Regions from separate parts of the Homo sapiens genome. Here region 2 is linked to region 1. The links are chromatin contacts, found by POLR2A ChIA-PET in ENCODE. All regions are on one chromosome and are shown on one strand. The core of a region is the stretch at or near the end of the contact, and the rest is flanking DNA. Distances in the headings are between cores, read along the strand shown. Region 1 holds the start of ANGPTL6 (angiopoietin like 6). Region 2 overlaps SERTAD1 (SERTA domain containing 1).

The links. ChIA-PET counts read pairs that join two places held with the same protein, here RNA polymerase II (POLR2A).
Region 2: POLR2A ChIA-PET joins it to region 1 with 13 read pairs in activated B cell. The contact joins the enhancer-like site here to the promoter of ANGPTL6 in region 1. POLR2A ChIA-PET finds 5 or more read pairs at or near these places in 4 of 52 experiments (B cell, GM10248, OCI-LY7 and 1 more).

The regions. Positions count from the first base shown.
Region 1 is chr19:10,098,511-10,105,537 of GRCh38, reverse strand. ANGPTL6 (angiopoietin like 6) reads left to right here and starts at 2,860. Exons shown (of 6, transcript NM_031917.3): 1 at 2,860-2,970. RefSeq lists enhancers at 2,681-2,730, 2,801-2,850 and a silencer at 6,266-6,315.
Region 2 is chr19:40,418,018-40,425,044 of GRCh38, reverse strand. It overlaps SERTAD1 (SERTA domain containing 1), which reads left to right. Exons shown (of 2, transcript NM_013376.4): 2 at 1,499-3,456. The coding sequence starts at 1,499. The coding sequence ends at 2,209. Among named protein-coding and RNA genes, the nearest start is that of SERTAD1, 4.5 kb to the left of the region's middle. RefSeq lists enhancers at 1-530, 4,067-4,186, 3,852-4,352 and a silencer at 3,687-3,776. Within about 2 kb of position 3,789, at least 39 of the 41 ENCODE cell types and tissues checked have a DNase peak (open chromatin) inside an H3K27ac peak, as active enhancers do; they include B cell and OCI-LY7, where a contact is called at or near this core.

The sequences.
Region 1 (7,027 bases), core at 1,611-4,110:
AGATGGAAACTAAAGAAGTTTCCTTTCTCTGTGTCTGGCCCCATCCCTGTTTCTTTCTTCTCATCTGCCTCCCTGTGGTCTCTCCCCATCTTCCCATCTCTCTCTGTCTCTCCCCATCTCCCCGTCTCTCCCTTTCTCTGCCATCTCCCTATGTCTCTCCCATCTCCCTATGCCTCTCCCATCTCCATCTGTCTGACTCTCTGTATTCTTCAGCCCCTCTCTGTGACTTATGAAGTTCCCTCCCTCTCTACTGCCAATGGGGAAGCCAGAGGGGGCTGAGGGTGGGGGGCCGAGGGGCCCAGTGTGGGGGCCCCAACCCAGGCCCAGAGCCCAGCCTGGCAGCCTCTCTCAGATCTGGGACGACCATTTCCTTTTTCAACCCTGGAGTCCACTCGAGTTACTCGGGAGCTCAGGATGGTGCAGACCAGGGGAAGGAGGTGACTCTCCCGGCGTGTGGCTGGTCGTCGGTGGGGCCTTTGGACAGGTCTCAGACCCTGGGCCTGGGCTCTGTGGGGCTCTATGTGAGTTTCTTTGTACCCCTGGGAAATGACTGCATGGTTACTTCCCCCAGTTCCGTCCTCGTGTGATTTGACTTGTGTGAAAATGTGACCGAGTGTGTGGGAGACAGACGGTGACCTCTGTGGTGCGGTGGATAGGTTTCCGGGTGTCAACTGTGTGTACCTGTTTTGTATCTGTGCACTACTGTGTGATCACAAGAACCAGGATGTGGACAAGCCTGACACACAGATAAAGACCCACTCAGCCCACCCCATTTCCCTTTAAGTTGTGATGTGTGTGTGACCATATTTGGAACATACAGTTGTTGCCTGAAACTGTTATGTTTCCAGCTGTGTCTTTTTAAAAATTTTTTTTAATCAATGAGATATCCTTTATTTATGAAAGCATAGTTCCAATGCAGAAGTCAAGCTTTATGGTTATATATTAGGATAGGTTCAGATCCAATATGACAATGTTTAGCACTAACTTTAACATGTTAAAGCTCTGATTCCTGAATGTTTTTCTCACTTAATATATTCTCTCCAATGACAAGCTGGTGTGCTTGGCTTCTTATGCTGAAAAATATATGCCTGAATTCTATAACAAGCTATTAACAAAATCATGAATAGTTAATTAAATAAGTGCCAACACTACATGGAACTTACTGGCCACCAACTCAGAACCATAAAACTACACACACACACACACACACACACACACACCACACACACAAACAAAACAAAAAAAACACCAAAGAAAGATAGCTATCACTGTACATATGAATACTGTCCAGGATATCAGATCAATTATCAAATCCAAGGTCTCTGGTGTTTTGTCTCACAGTGTTGAATATATGAATGCTTCTCTATTATACTGACTTGTATTATTTTCAACAAATAATTATGTGGACTCAAAATCTTACATTTTTATTTCTTTTCTTTTTTTTTTTTTTTTTTTTGAGACAGAGTCTTACTCTGTCGCCCAGGCTGGAGTGCAGTGGCTCACTGCAACCTCCGCCCCCCGGGTTCAAGCGATTCTCCTGCCTCAGCCTCCTGAGTAGCTGGGATTACAGGCATGGGCCACCACACCCGGCAAATTTTTGTATTTTTAGTAGAGACGGGGTTTCACCATCTTGGCCAGGCTGGTCTCGAATTGCTGACCTCGTGATCTGCCCACCTTGGCCTCCCAAAGTGCTGGGATTACAGGCGTGAGCCACCGCGCCCAGCCTTACATTTTTATTTCTAATTATAAAATCCAGATTAATCCAAAAAACATAAATCACATGTAACTGAGGTAGGGTTTTCACTTTAAGAATATATTGTTTCTATCACAATTTAAAAATTTACAGCTGTGTCTTTTATATTTATTTTTTATTTTAATTAATTAATTCCTCACTTTATTATTATTTATTTATTATTTATTTATTTATTTATTTATTTATTTTTGAGATGGAATTTCAGTCTTGTCGCCCAGGCTGGAGTGCATGCGGTTGCTCGATCTCGGCTTACTGCAACCTCCACCTCCTGGCTTCAAGCAATTCTCCTGCCTCAGCCTCCCGCGTAGCTGGGATTACTGGCGCATGCCACCATGCCCAGCTAATTTTTGTATTGTTAGTAGAGACGGGGTTTTAGCATGTTGGCAAGGATGGTTTCGAACTCCTGACCTCAGGTAATCCACCTGCCCCGGCCTCCCAAAGTGCTGGCTTTCAGGCATGAGCCACTGCACCCAGACTTTCGCTGGGTGTTAATGTGTGCGTGCGTGCAAATGTGTGTGTGTGTGTTTGTGTCCACTCTGTTATGTGCCCATATGTGTGTGACAGCTGTGGTGTACATGTGTGAGTTTCTGAGTCAAGCTACCTTGGCTGGCTCCCATCCTGGTCTCTTTTTGGCTGTGTGACCGCAGGCAAGTTGCTTACCCTCTCTGAGCCTCAGTTTTCCCTGCTGTAAAATGAGGGTACATACAGAATCCAGCTCAGGTTGTAAGGATCAAATACGTAAAAGGTGTGGAGAGTTTAGAGCCAAGCCCTACACACGGTAAGTCCCCAGTGATGTTCCTCTTTCTATGTGTGGTGTGTGCGTGTCTGGGGCTGGGATCACGCCTGGCTGCCCCAGGGCCTGCAGCCTCCCACGCTCTGGGCTCTGCAGTGGAGGGTGTGGGGGAAAGGGAGGGATGTCCAGGACACTGACCTGTGTTATCAGGCTCTGGTGGCCTGGGCAGGGGGGTCTGGCAATTCTGTCTCATTTCTCATTCGGGAAATGCTAAATATTTATAGTTTGGGCTCCTGGGCCCAGCATCCCAGCTCCACTCCCAGGCTCTGGGGGCTGGGGAGTGGTTACCAAGCCTCCTCTCTCCTTCTGTCCCACTGCCCTCTCCCCGTCTCTAGCTCAGAGGCCCCACTGGACCCTCGGCTCTTCCTTGGACTTCTTGTGTGTTCTGTGAGCTTCGCTGGATTCAGGGTCTTGGGCATCAGAGGTGAGAGGGTGGGAAGGTAGGTGGAGGTTGATTCTCACTGTGGGGAAACTCCGACCACAGCTTGGCTTGGGGGCCCCCAGGCCACCCCGCCACCCCAGGCTGAGAGTGTAAAAGGCAGCGGGTGTTATACACACGTCCCAGTTCTGGGGGGTTGCTCAATCTCTGTTGTGGGGGGTGGGGCATGTCAGTGATCGGGGACAAAGAGAGGACCCTACCCCCGGATCCTTGTGAGCCCCTGCTTGGTGTCTGAGTCCAGAAGTAAATGTGGCCATCTCCAGCCCAGAACCCTCCATGGCTCCTGCCTGACTCAGAGTAAAACCCAAGTCCTCCTCCGGGCCCACAGGACCCTTCACACTTTGCCCTGACACTTCTTACCTCCTCCTGCTTCCCCCTTCTCTCTTCCGGCCTCATAGACATTTCTGCCATTTCTTTTTTTTTTTTTTTTTTTTTTTGAGACAGAGTCTCGCTCTGTCACCCAGGCTGGAGTGCAGTGGCGCGATCTCAGCTCACTGCAAGCTCCGCCTTCCGGGTTCACGCCATTCTCCTGCCTCAGTCTCTGGAGTGGCTGGGGCTACAGGCGCTCGCCACCATGCCCGGCTAATTTTTTTTTTTTTTTTTGTATTTTTAGTAGAGACGGAATTTCACTGTGTTAGCCAGGATGGTCTCGATCTCCTGACCCCGTGATCCACCTGCCTTGGCCTCCCAAGTGCTGGGATTACAGGCGTGAGCCACCGCACCTGGCCTTTTTTTTTTTTTTTTTTTTGAGCCTTGCTCTGTCGCCCAGGTTGGAGTGCAATGGCGCAATCTCTGCTCACTGCAACATCGGCCTCCTGAGTTCAAGTGACTCTCCCACCTCAGCCTCCTGAGTAGTAGCTGGGATTACAGGCATGCATTACCATGCCCAGCTAATTTTTGTATTTTTAGTAGAGACGGGGTTTCACCATGTTGGCCAGGCTGGTCTTGAACTCTCGACCTCAGGTGATCCTCCCGCCTCGGCCTCCCAAAGTGCTGGGATTACAGGCGTGAGCCACCGTGCCTGGCCCCTTTCTGCCATTTCTTGGGTGCAATCTCCGGGCCTTTGCACCTGCTGTTCTCTCTGCCTGGAATGCTCTTCCTCTTCTCTCTCTTCCATCAGGTCTTTGTGAAAGTGTCCCTTATTCTTTATTTTATTTTTATTTTTATATTTAGTAGAAATGGACTTTCACCATATTGGCCAGGCTGGTCTCAAACTCCTAGGCTCAAGCAATCCTCCTGCCTTGGCCTCCCAAAGTGCTGAAATTACAGGCATGAGGCACTGTTCCAGTCAAGTGTCACTTCTTCTGTGAGGCCTTTCCTGACTCCTCTATTTTATTTTTTTTTGAGACAGAGTCTCGCTCTATTGCCCAGGCTGGAGTGCAGTGGTGCAATCATGGCTCACTGCAACCTCTGCCTTCCGGGTTCAAGTGATTCTTGTGTCTCAGCCTCCTGAGTAGCTGAGACTACAGGCGCGTGCCACTACGCCTGGCTAATTTTTGTATTTTCAGTAGAGACAGGGTTTCGCCACGTTAGCCAAGCTGGTCTCAAACTCCTGGCCTCAAGTGATCCTCCCACCTCAGCCTCCCAAAGTGCTGGGATTACAGGCACCTCGGCCTCCCAAAGTGCTGGGATTACAGGCACCTCGGCCTCCCAAAGTGCTGGGATTACAGGCGTGAGTCAGCACACCCAGTCCTGACTCCTCTATTAAATGTCCCCCACCTCCGGGACTGTCACCCCCTTGCCTGTTCCATTTTTCTCCTAAGCACGATTACCCTCTGACCTACCTAGCGGCTGTTTGACTTATTTCTCTGTTCTCCCAACTTGAATGTCAGCTCTGCAAGGGCAGGAATTTTGTCTGTTTGGGTTAAGGCTGTGTCCTCATTGCCTAAAACAGCATCCCTGGCACACAATAGGCACTCAAGGTGTCTGTGGTTGAATGCATGAATGAGGCAATGTGTGTGTGAGATGGAGACCCTCGGGATATGTGCTTGTGCAGGCATCAGGAAGCATAGGTTTAGGGCCAGTGTGGTTGCTCACATCTGTAATTTCAGCACTTTGGGAGTCCAAGGTGGGAGGATCACTTGAGCCTGGGAGTTTGAGACTAGCCTGGGCAACACAGTGAGACCCCCTCCCTACAAAAAAGTAGCTGGGCATGGTGGTGCGCACCTGTAGTTCCAACCACTCAGGAGGCTGAGGCAGGAGGACCACTTGTGTGCAGGAATTGGAGGCTACAGTGAGCTATGATTGCTCCACTGCACTCCAGCCTGGGCAACAGAGCACGACTCTCTCTTTTTTTTCTTTTTTTTTGAGATGGAGTCTCACCCAGGTTGCCTAGGCTAGAAGGCAGTGGTGCGGTCTCAGCTCACTGCAACCTCTGCCAGGTTCAAGCCGTTCTTCTGCCTCAGCCTCCCGAGTAGCTGGGATTACAGGCATGCGCCACCACGCCCAGCTAATTTTTTGTACTTTTAGTAGAGACGGGATTTCACCTGTTGATCAGGCACCCTGTCTCTACTAAAAATACAAAAATTAGCTGGGTGTGGTGGCGCATGCCTGTAATCCCAGCTTCTTGGGAGGCTGAGGCACAAGAATCACTTGAACCCGGGAGGTGGAGGTTGCAGTGAGCTGAGATTGCAGAGCGAGACTCCGTCTAAAAAAAAAAAAAAGAGGGCGTGGGGGAGAGAGAGAGAGAGAGAGAGAGAAAGAGAGAAAGAGAGAGAGAGAGAGGGAGAGACAGAGAGAGAGAGAGCTTGTATATGGAGGTACAACCCTAAATCTGCTGTTCAAGGAGCGCTGCTGAGACTTGAATAAGGATAGGAAGGGAATGATGTTAAGTTGTGAACAATGTTCCAGGCTGCAAAAACAGCAGGTACAAAGGACCTGAGGCTGGAACTTGCTTCGTGTGAGGAAGGGCCTGGGAGGAGGGCAGAAGGGGATATGGCAGATAGCACAAGTTTTTTTTTTTTTTTTTTTTTTTTTGAGATGGAGTCTTGCTCTGTTGCCCAGGCTAGAGTGCAGTGGCACAGTCTCGGCTCACTGCAAGCTCTGCCTCCCGGGTTCAAGCCATTCTCCTGCCTCAGCCTCCCGAGTAGCTGGGACTACAGGCAGCCGCCACCACGCCTGGCTACTTTTTTTGTATTTTCAGTAGAGACGGGGTTTCACTGTGTTAGCCAGGATGGTCTCGATCTCCTGACCTCGTGATCCGCCCGCCTCCGCCTCCCAAAGTGCTGGGATTACAGGCGTGAGTCACCAAGATAGCGCAACTTTTTATGGATCATGGGTGGATTTGGGCTTTTCCTCTAAAGGAGGTGGGAGCCAAGAAGGATTCAGGGCAGAGGAGGGAGGGAGGGACGTGAACTGACTCAGATGTTCACAGGCGCCCTCTGGCTGCTGTCAGAGAGACTAGACCTGGGGTTGAGGATGGAAATCCAGAGAGCAGGGAGGCAGCTGCTGTCATCCAGATGGTGTCTTGAGCTGGGAATTCAGGGAGGGTCTGGGGGCAGTGGGGAGTAGCGGAGACGTGGAGGAATTCAGGATCTAAGCAGAAGAGCAGACGGGTCTGGCTGATGGATTAGATCTGCTGAGATGGGTTGGATCTGCTGGGGTTTTGGTCTGAGGACGTGGAAGATGGGGTTTCCAATATCCGACGGATGGGAAGGCAGTTAGTGAGACGTTTCCCTCACCCCACCTCACCTCCTTGCACCCTGCTCCCTTTGCTATTTTTTTTTTTTGAGACAGTGTTTTGCTTTTGTTGTCCAGGCTGGAGTGCGGTGGTGCGATCTCGGCTCACTGCAACCTCCACCTCCCAGGTTCAAGTGATTCTCCTGCCTCAGCCTCCCAAGTAGCTGAGATTTCAGGCCTGTACCACCACACCCGGCTAATTTTGCACTTTCAGTAGAGATGGGGTTTCACTATGTTGGTCATGCTAGTCTCGAATTCCTGACCTCAGGTGATCCACCCACCTTGGCCTCCCAAACTGCTGGGATTACAGACATGAGCCACAGCACCCAGCCTCCCTTCGCTTTTGCTTTAACCTCTCCCAGGT
Region 2 (7,027 bases), core at 2,540-5,039, about 30 Mb before region 1:
GAGTACAGCCTACCAGTGGGTCTCAGATCCCCCCTCTTTTTGCCCCCCACAGTCTTCCTCGAAGCAGCCATGGGGGGGATCTTCCGGAAACCTAATCAGCTCACAGCACCATTCCCTCCCTGCTCAAATTCCTTTAATGACTGCCCACCACACTCAGGATAAAATCCAAACTCCCTACTTCTGCATATGTGGCTTTCTGTGACCTGGCTTGTGCCCGTTCCCCTAGCTGCTCCCCAATCTGGTCTCCTACCATGTCACTCTCTGTGTGCCACCCATGCTGGTCTCTTTCCAGTTCAAGCCCATCCAGCCTCTGGGCTTTTCTCTGCCTTTTTTTGTTGTTCCCTCCTCCCGGAATGCTTTTCCCAGGGTCTCCCATGGCTGACTTCTCTGGCCTGAGGGCTCCATTCAAATGTCACCTCCTTACAGGAGCCTTCTCTGATGATCTAAAAGGTCTCTAGGAACTTTTAGTGTCTTCCTGTAATTCTCTGTACATTTCCTGTGTTTCCTTATTTATTTACTGTTTGAAACATAGTCATAGTAGACAATAAATATTAAACTACGTGAAACTAGTTTAGTATTTATAATATTATAACTTATTTAGATATAATTATGTTATTATAATAAAATATGTGAAACAGCTGCTTTTGTAGGGGAAAAAGTTGAATATTGGCCATTCCACATGGTTCACTGAAGAAATAATAATGTTATCATTAAGTGTACTTATTGGCAGGGTGAGGCAGCTCACACTTGTAATCTCAGTACTTTGGGAGGCTGAGGAAGGAGGATGGCTTGAGGCAAGGAGTTTGAGACCACCCTGGGCAACATAGTGAGACCATGTCTCTACAAAAAAATAAAAGGGAAAAAAAAAAGTACTTATTGACTGAGGGGGGAGGATCGCTTCAGGCCAGGAGTTTGAGACCAGCCTGGGCAATATAGTGAGACCCCATCTTTATTTTTTCAGATAAAAAAGTCTATAAATATACTTAAATATAAAATTTAAAATTTAAGAAGTCTATAGGCCAGGCGCGGTGGCTCACGCATGTAATCCCAGCACTTTGTGAGGCAGAGGTGGGCGGATCACTTGAGGTCCAGGAGGTCGAGACCAGCCTGGCCAACATGGTGAAACCATGCTTCTTCTAAAAATATAAAAATTAGCCGGGTGTGGTGGCATGTGCCTGTAATCCTAGCTTTTGGGGAGGCTGAGGCACGAGAATCATTTGAACCTGTGAGGCAGAGGTTGCAATGAGCTGAGATCACGGCATTACACTCCAGCCTGGGCAACAGAGCGAGACTCCATCTCAAAAAAAATCTATAAATATACATATACAGTTAAATAAAAATTGTCTATATCTTTAAAGTTCCCTAAGAAAAGCTAGGCACAGAGAGGTTAAGTGACTTCCCCAAGATCCTACCTGCAGCAACTGTCAGATCCAGGCTTTGAACTTAACATTTGTTTTCTATAACTGACTATAACTCCATAACTCCCTGCCCTCTGCAGATGCTGAGCAAGGGTCTGAAGCGGAAACGGGAGGAGGAGGAGGAGAAGGAACCTCTGGCAGTCGACTCCTGGTGGCTAGATCCTGGCCACACAGCGGTGGCACAGGCACCCCCGGCCGTGGCCTCTAGCTCCCTCTTTGACCTCTCAGTGCTCAAGCTCCACCACAGCCTGCAGCAGAGTGAGCCGGACCTGCGGCACCTGGTGCTGGTCGTGAACACTCTGCGGCGCATCCAGGCGTCCATGGCACCCGCGGCTGCCCTGCCACCTGTGCCTAGCCCACCTGCAGCCCCCAGTGTGGCTGACAACTTACTGGCAAGCTCGGACGCTGCCCTTTCAGCCTCCATGGCCAGCCTCCTGGAGGACCTCAGCCACATTGAGGGCCTGAGTCAGGCTCCCCAACCCTTGGCAGACGAGGGGCCACCAGGCCGTAGCATCGGGGGAGCAGCGCCCAGCCTGGGTGCCTTGGACCTGCTGGGCCCAGCCACTGGCTGTCTACTGGACGATGGGCTTGAGGGCCTGTTTGAGGATATTGACACCTCTATGTATGACAATGAACTTTGGGCACCAGCCTCTGAGGGCCTCAAACCAGGCCCTGAGGATGGGCCGGGCAAGGAGGAAGCTCCGGAGCTGGACGAGGCCGAATTGGACTACCTCATGGATGTGCTGGTGGGCACACAGGCACTGGAGCGACCGCCGGGGCCAGGGCGCTGAGCCCTCGTGCTGGAATGGTTGTCTGGTATCTGAACTGAGCCTGCTGGCTGGACCAACTGTCCTCGAAAAGACACAGCTGGCTTCCCTAGTACAGAGAACAGGGCTTGGGCCACTTTGGAGAGACAGAATCTAGTCCTGGGCAACTTCACATCCGTCCTCCTGTCTCAGGGCTGGCAGGGGGAGCCTGGAATTACCCCCTAGTGATGGAATGACAGGGTCTGGTGGGGACTGAATTCCCTGGCCCTGGGGTCATAGCTTGGGCTGTTCCTTCTCTGATACGGGAAGAGACCCCAATCAGATTTTTCAAATTAAAGCCAGTCCTGGGAAATCTCAAATCCGTGTGCTGCTTTGTCTCTGGGCAAATGTGAAGGCGAGATAAAAACATCAAACATTTTATTGGGCGTAGGCTGTGTACGAGGCACAGTTTCTAAGCACGTCACTGTGTTAACTCATTTAATCCTATAACAGCCCTACAAGATCGGTAGTATTATCATCCCTATTTTACAGGTGAGAAAACCAAGGTTCCAAGATTATCACTTGAGGTGGGTTTTAAATTATGAACTTTTTTTTTTTTTTTTTTGAGATAGGGTCTCGCTCTGTCACCCAGGTTGAAGTACAGTGGTCTGATCATGGCTCACTACAGCCTCAAACTCCTGGGCTCAAGCGATCCTCCTACCAGGCCACTTTTTTTTTTTCTTTCTTTTTTTTTTAAGACAGATTCTTACTCTGTCGCCCAGGCTGGAGTGCAGTGGCGTGACTTCGGCTCACTGCAACCTCCACCTCCCAGGTTCAAACGATTCTCCTGCCTCGGCCTCCCAATTAGCTGGGACCGACTAATTTTTTATATTTTTTGTAGAGACAGGGTTTCACCGTGTTAGCCAGGATGGTCTTCATCTTCTGACCTCGTGATCTGCCTGCCTCAGCCTCCCAAAGTGCTGGGATTACAGGCGTGAGCCACTGTGCCTGGCCTTTTTTTTTTTTTCTTAAATTTTATTTCTTTTCTTTGCTAGCAGGAAGTCAAGGCAACTTTTTAAAAATGAAAGCAAGTCCTCGCCTGGAGTCTACCTGTATTTATTGAGGAGCGAAGGGGAGATTGCTTTCAGAATGGTCCCGAAATAAAAACACAAAACCTGGACCCTGGACAGATCCTCTCCAAGGAGCCCTGAGAGTCGGCTCTCCAGGAAAATGGGGGAGGAAAGGGGGACAACAGCCCATTTTTAAAAATAAAATTCACTCCTGGTCTTAAATCTCTGGGCAAAGGATAGGGACGCTTGGAGCTGTGTCTGAAATAAAGCCACTAGGCTTGGTAGCTGGACTGCAGAGAGGGAGCTCAGGGCAGGCAGCTGTGCCTTCCTTCTAGAAGAAACCCAGACCCGGACGAGCTGGGGCCACCTGCCCGTGTGCTGGGCCTGGCTGGAGCGCCGGGTGTCAGCGGCCGCCCCCGCGGTCCAGCCGCATTCCAGGCCTGGCTGGGAGGGGCCGCACACTCAGCGGCCTGGCACGGGACCCAGGCTGCGTCCTTCCTGACGGCCGCAGGGACAGGGCGGAGCCTGAGGGGGGGTGCACGGAGGGGAGGGAGTGTCACCGTGAAAACTGCGGGTGCGCATGGAGAGAGGCGCAGGGGGCTGGACGGTGACCCGAGGGGCCAGCGGGGCCTTGAGTGAGGGAAACGCCGCCATCGTGGGGTCCCAGAGCCTCGCTTCTGGCCAGAAGCCTCGGGGAGGCAGAGGCAGGAGTGGAGCTGGGCCAGATGGGGAGCCTGGGTCGGCCCCAGGGGCCGGGAAGGGGCGGGCAGAGTGGCGCTTCCTGGAGGAGCAGAGGAAGTTGTGCCCATTTCTGGAAGTGGATGAGGCGGGCCGCGGAAGCGGGTGAAAATGGCCTGCGGGGAGCTGTCGTCCAGGCTGAGGGTCTTCCAGGCGCCTGACTCCAACCCCGAGTGACTCCAGCCCCGGGCAAATGGGACTCGGACTGCTTTGCCGCAGACTCAAAACTTGGGCGCCTGGGCTGAGCTCAGCACCGCCCCCTGGTGCCCAGTCGGGCTCTGCGGTGCCGCCGTCTTGGGTTCCCCGGACATCTGTCCAGTGGTCGAGGGATCATGAACGCCCTCTGTTTACAACACTCTGCGGGCCTGTTTCTTTCTTTTCTTTTTCTTTTTTTTTTTTTTTTAGAGACGGGGTCTCGCTTTGTCGCCCAGGCTGGAGAGTGCAGTGGCGCGATCATAGCTCACTATAGCCTCGAATTCCTGGGCTTCAGCAATCCTCCCGCGTCAGCCTCCCAATTAGCTGGGGTTACAGGTGCACGCCACCACGCCCAACTGATTTTATTTTTATTCTTATTTTTATTTATTTATTTATTTATTATTTTTTGAGATGGATTCTCGCTCTGTCGCCCAGGCTGGAGTGCAATGGTGCAATCTCGGCTCACTGCAGCCCCTGCCTCCTGGGTTCAAGCAATTCTGCCTCAGCCTCCCGAGTAGCTGGGATTACAGGCGCCTGCCACCATGCCCGGCTAATTTTTTGTATTTTTAGTAGAGACAGAGTTTCACCATGTTCGCCAGGCTAGTCTTGAACTCCTGATATCAAGTGATCCGCCCTGCCTCAGCCTCCCAAAGTGCTGGGATTACAGGCGTGAGCCACCATGCCCGGCCGATTTTTTAAATTTTTTGTAGAGACAGTGTTGCCCTATGTTGTCCAGGCTGGTCTCGAACCCCCAGGCTCAAGCAATCCTTCCACCTCAGCCTCCCAAAGTGCTGGGATTCCCGTGGGCCTGTTTCTTATTCTTTCCTTTCCCCGCTTTTTCAAAGAGATTGGGTCTCACTGTGTTGTCCAGGCTGGAGAGCACTGTCTGTACAGAGGAGTGATCATAGTGCTGTACAGCCTTGAACTCCTAGGCTCAAAGGATCCTCTGGCTTCAGCCCTCAGAGTGGCTGGGACTATAGGCACAAACCACTGTGCCCAGCTAAGGACCTGTTTCTGATGTCTCCGAGGCCCAATATGGGGTGAGCTGATCCTTCCGTCTGCCCCTGTGCCTGCTTTGCCACTGATGGCCCCTCTCCCCAGAGCCTCTAGGTACAGTTGCATAGGTTGTGCACTGCATATAGGCTCCGTATGTAAGGGGCTGCCACTGGTGTTCCAGGTACCCTGCATTTACATATTTATTACAAGTTTCCCAGCAGATGGAGGTCAAGTACCTCCAGGAAGGGGCATGTCTTTTACACAAAAGCACCATATGGGCTACATCAGCCCTGGTCCCGTCTGCCCGGTGCCCTCAGGTTTATGAATGGCTCATGTGTGAGGACCTGCCCCTCTCTCCCCATGTGTCACCCCCAGATGGGTTGTGCAGGCTCCCTGGCTCTGGTGTGCTGCTCCACCCTCAGGCTCAACCCCAGGAGGCCACACCACCTTGGCCAGCAGACTCCAGGGCCCACACCATTCCTAGCTGAGCCGCCAGCCCTGGCACAACTGCCACCTTTCACAGAGCCTCTGTGTATGCTCGCCATGACGCCCCCTAGGCCAGCTTTCCTCCATGGCATTCACAGACCACCCCCAAAACACACACACACACACACACACACACACACACTCTCTCTCTCTCTCTCACACCTGGAAGAGCTGTGACCAGCTATCTTGTCTCTTTTTCCTCCCTCCCTTCTTCCTGTCCTTCATTCAGCAAAAATTTATGAGCACACACCTACTGTGTGCCTATCCCTATGTAAAGGGTAAATCTGACCACATCTCTCCCCTGCCCCTGGGCCCTTATTACCCCACTTCTCTGGGGTCTGAATTCTGTACTTTCCAAGGCTCACCTTCTACCTCTGTCCCTATTCATTAGACACTTATTGAGTGGCCGGGCATGGTGGTTCACGCCTGTAATCCCAGCATTTTGGGAGGCCGAGGCAGGTGGATCACAAGGTCAAGAGATTGAGACCATCCTGGCCAACATGGTGAAACCCCATTTCTACTAAAAATACAAAAATTATCTGGGCAAGGTGGCGGGCCTGTAATCCCAGCTACTCAGGAGGCTGAGGCAGGAGAATCACTTGAACCCGGGAGGCGGAGGTTGCAGTGAGCCGAGATTGTGCTGCTGCACTCCAGCCTGGCGACAGAGCGAGACTCCATCTCAAAAAAACCAAACCAAACAAAATTAAAAAACACTTATTGAGCACCTATGGTATGCAGTCCCGGCACACTTTAGAAATCTAACAGAGATATTATTGAAGCAGTAAGCTGGAGAGAAGAGACTGTTCCTGAAAGCCAGACTGCCTGGGTTTGAACCCCAGCTTTGGCCAGATGCGACGGCTCACGCCTGTAGTCCCAGCTACTCAGGAGGTTGAGGTGAGAAGATCACTTGAGGCCAGGAGTTTGAGGCTGCAATGAGCCATGATTGCACCACTGCACTCCAGCCTGGGTGACAGAACAAGACCCTGTCAGAAAGAAAGAAGGAAGGACGGAAGGAAGGAAGGCAGGAGGGAAGGAAGGAGGGAGGGAAGGAAGGGAGAGAGAGGAAGGAAGGAAGAAAGAAAGGAAAGAGAGAGAAGAAAAAAGGAAGGAAGGGAAAGAAAGAAAGGAAGAAAGAAAAGAAAGAAAGGAAGAAAGAAAGAAAAGAAAGGAAGAAAGAAAAGAAAAGAAAAGAAAAGAAAAGAAAAAAGAGTTACCGCTCTGTGGCTGTGTGACTCTAGGCAAGGTACTTAACTTCTCTGAGCCTCGGGGTCCTCACCTGTAAACTGGAACAGTAACAGTATCTGCCCCAAAGAACTATTGTTCTGGTGGGCAAGGAAACAGCAAGGGTCACTGAGAGAGAGACCCTACAACATTTTCA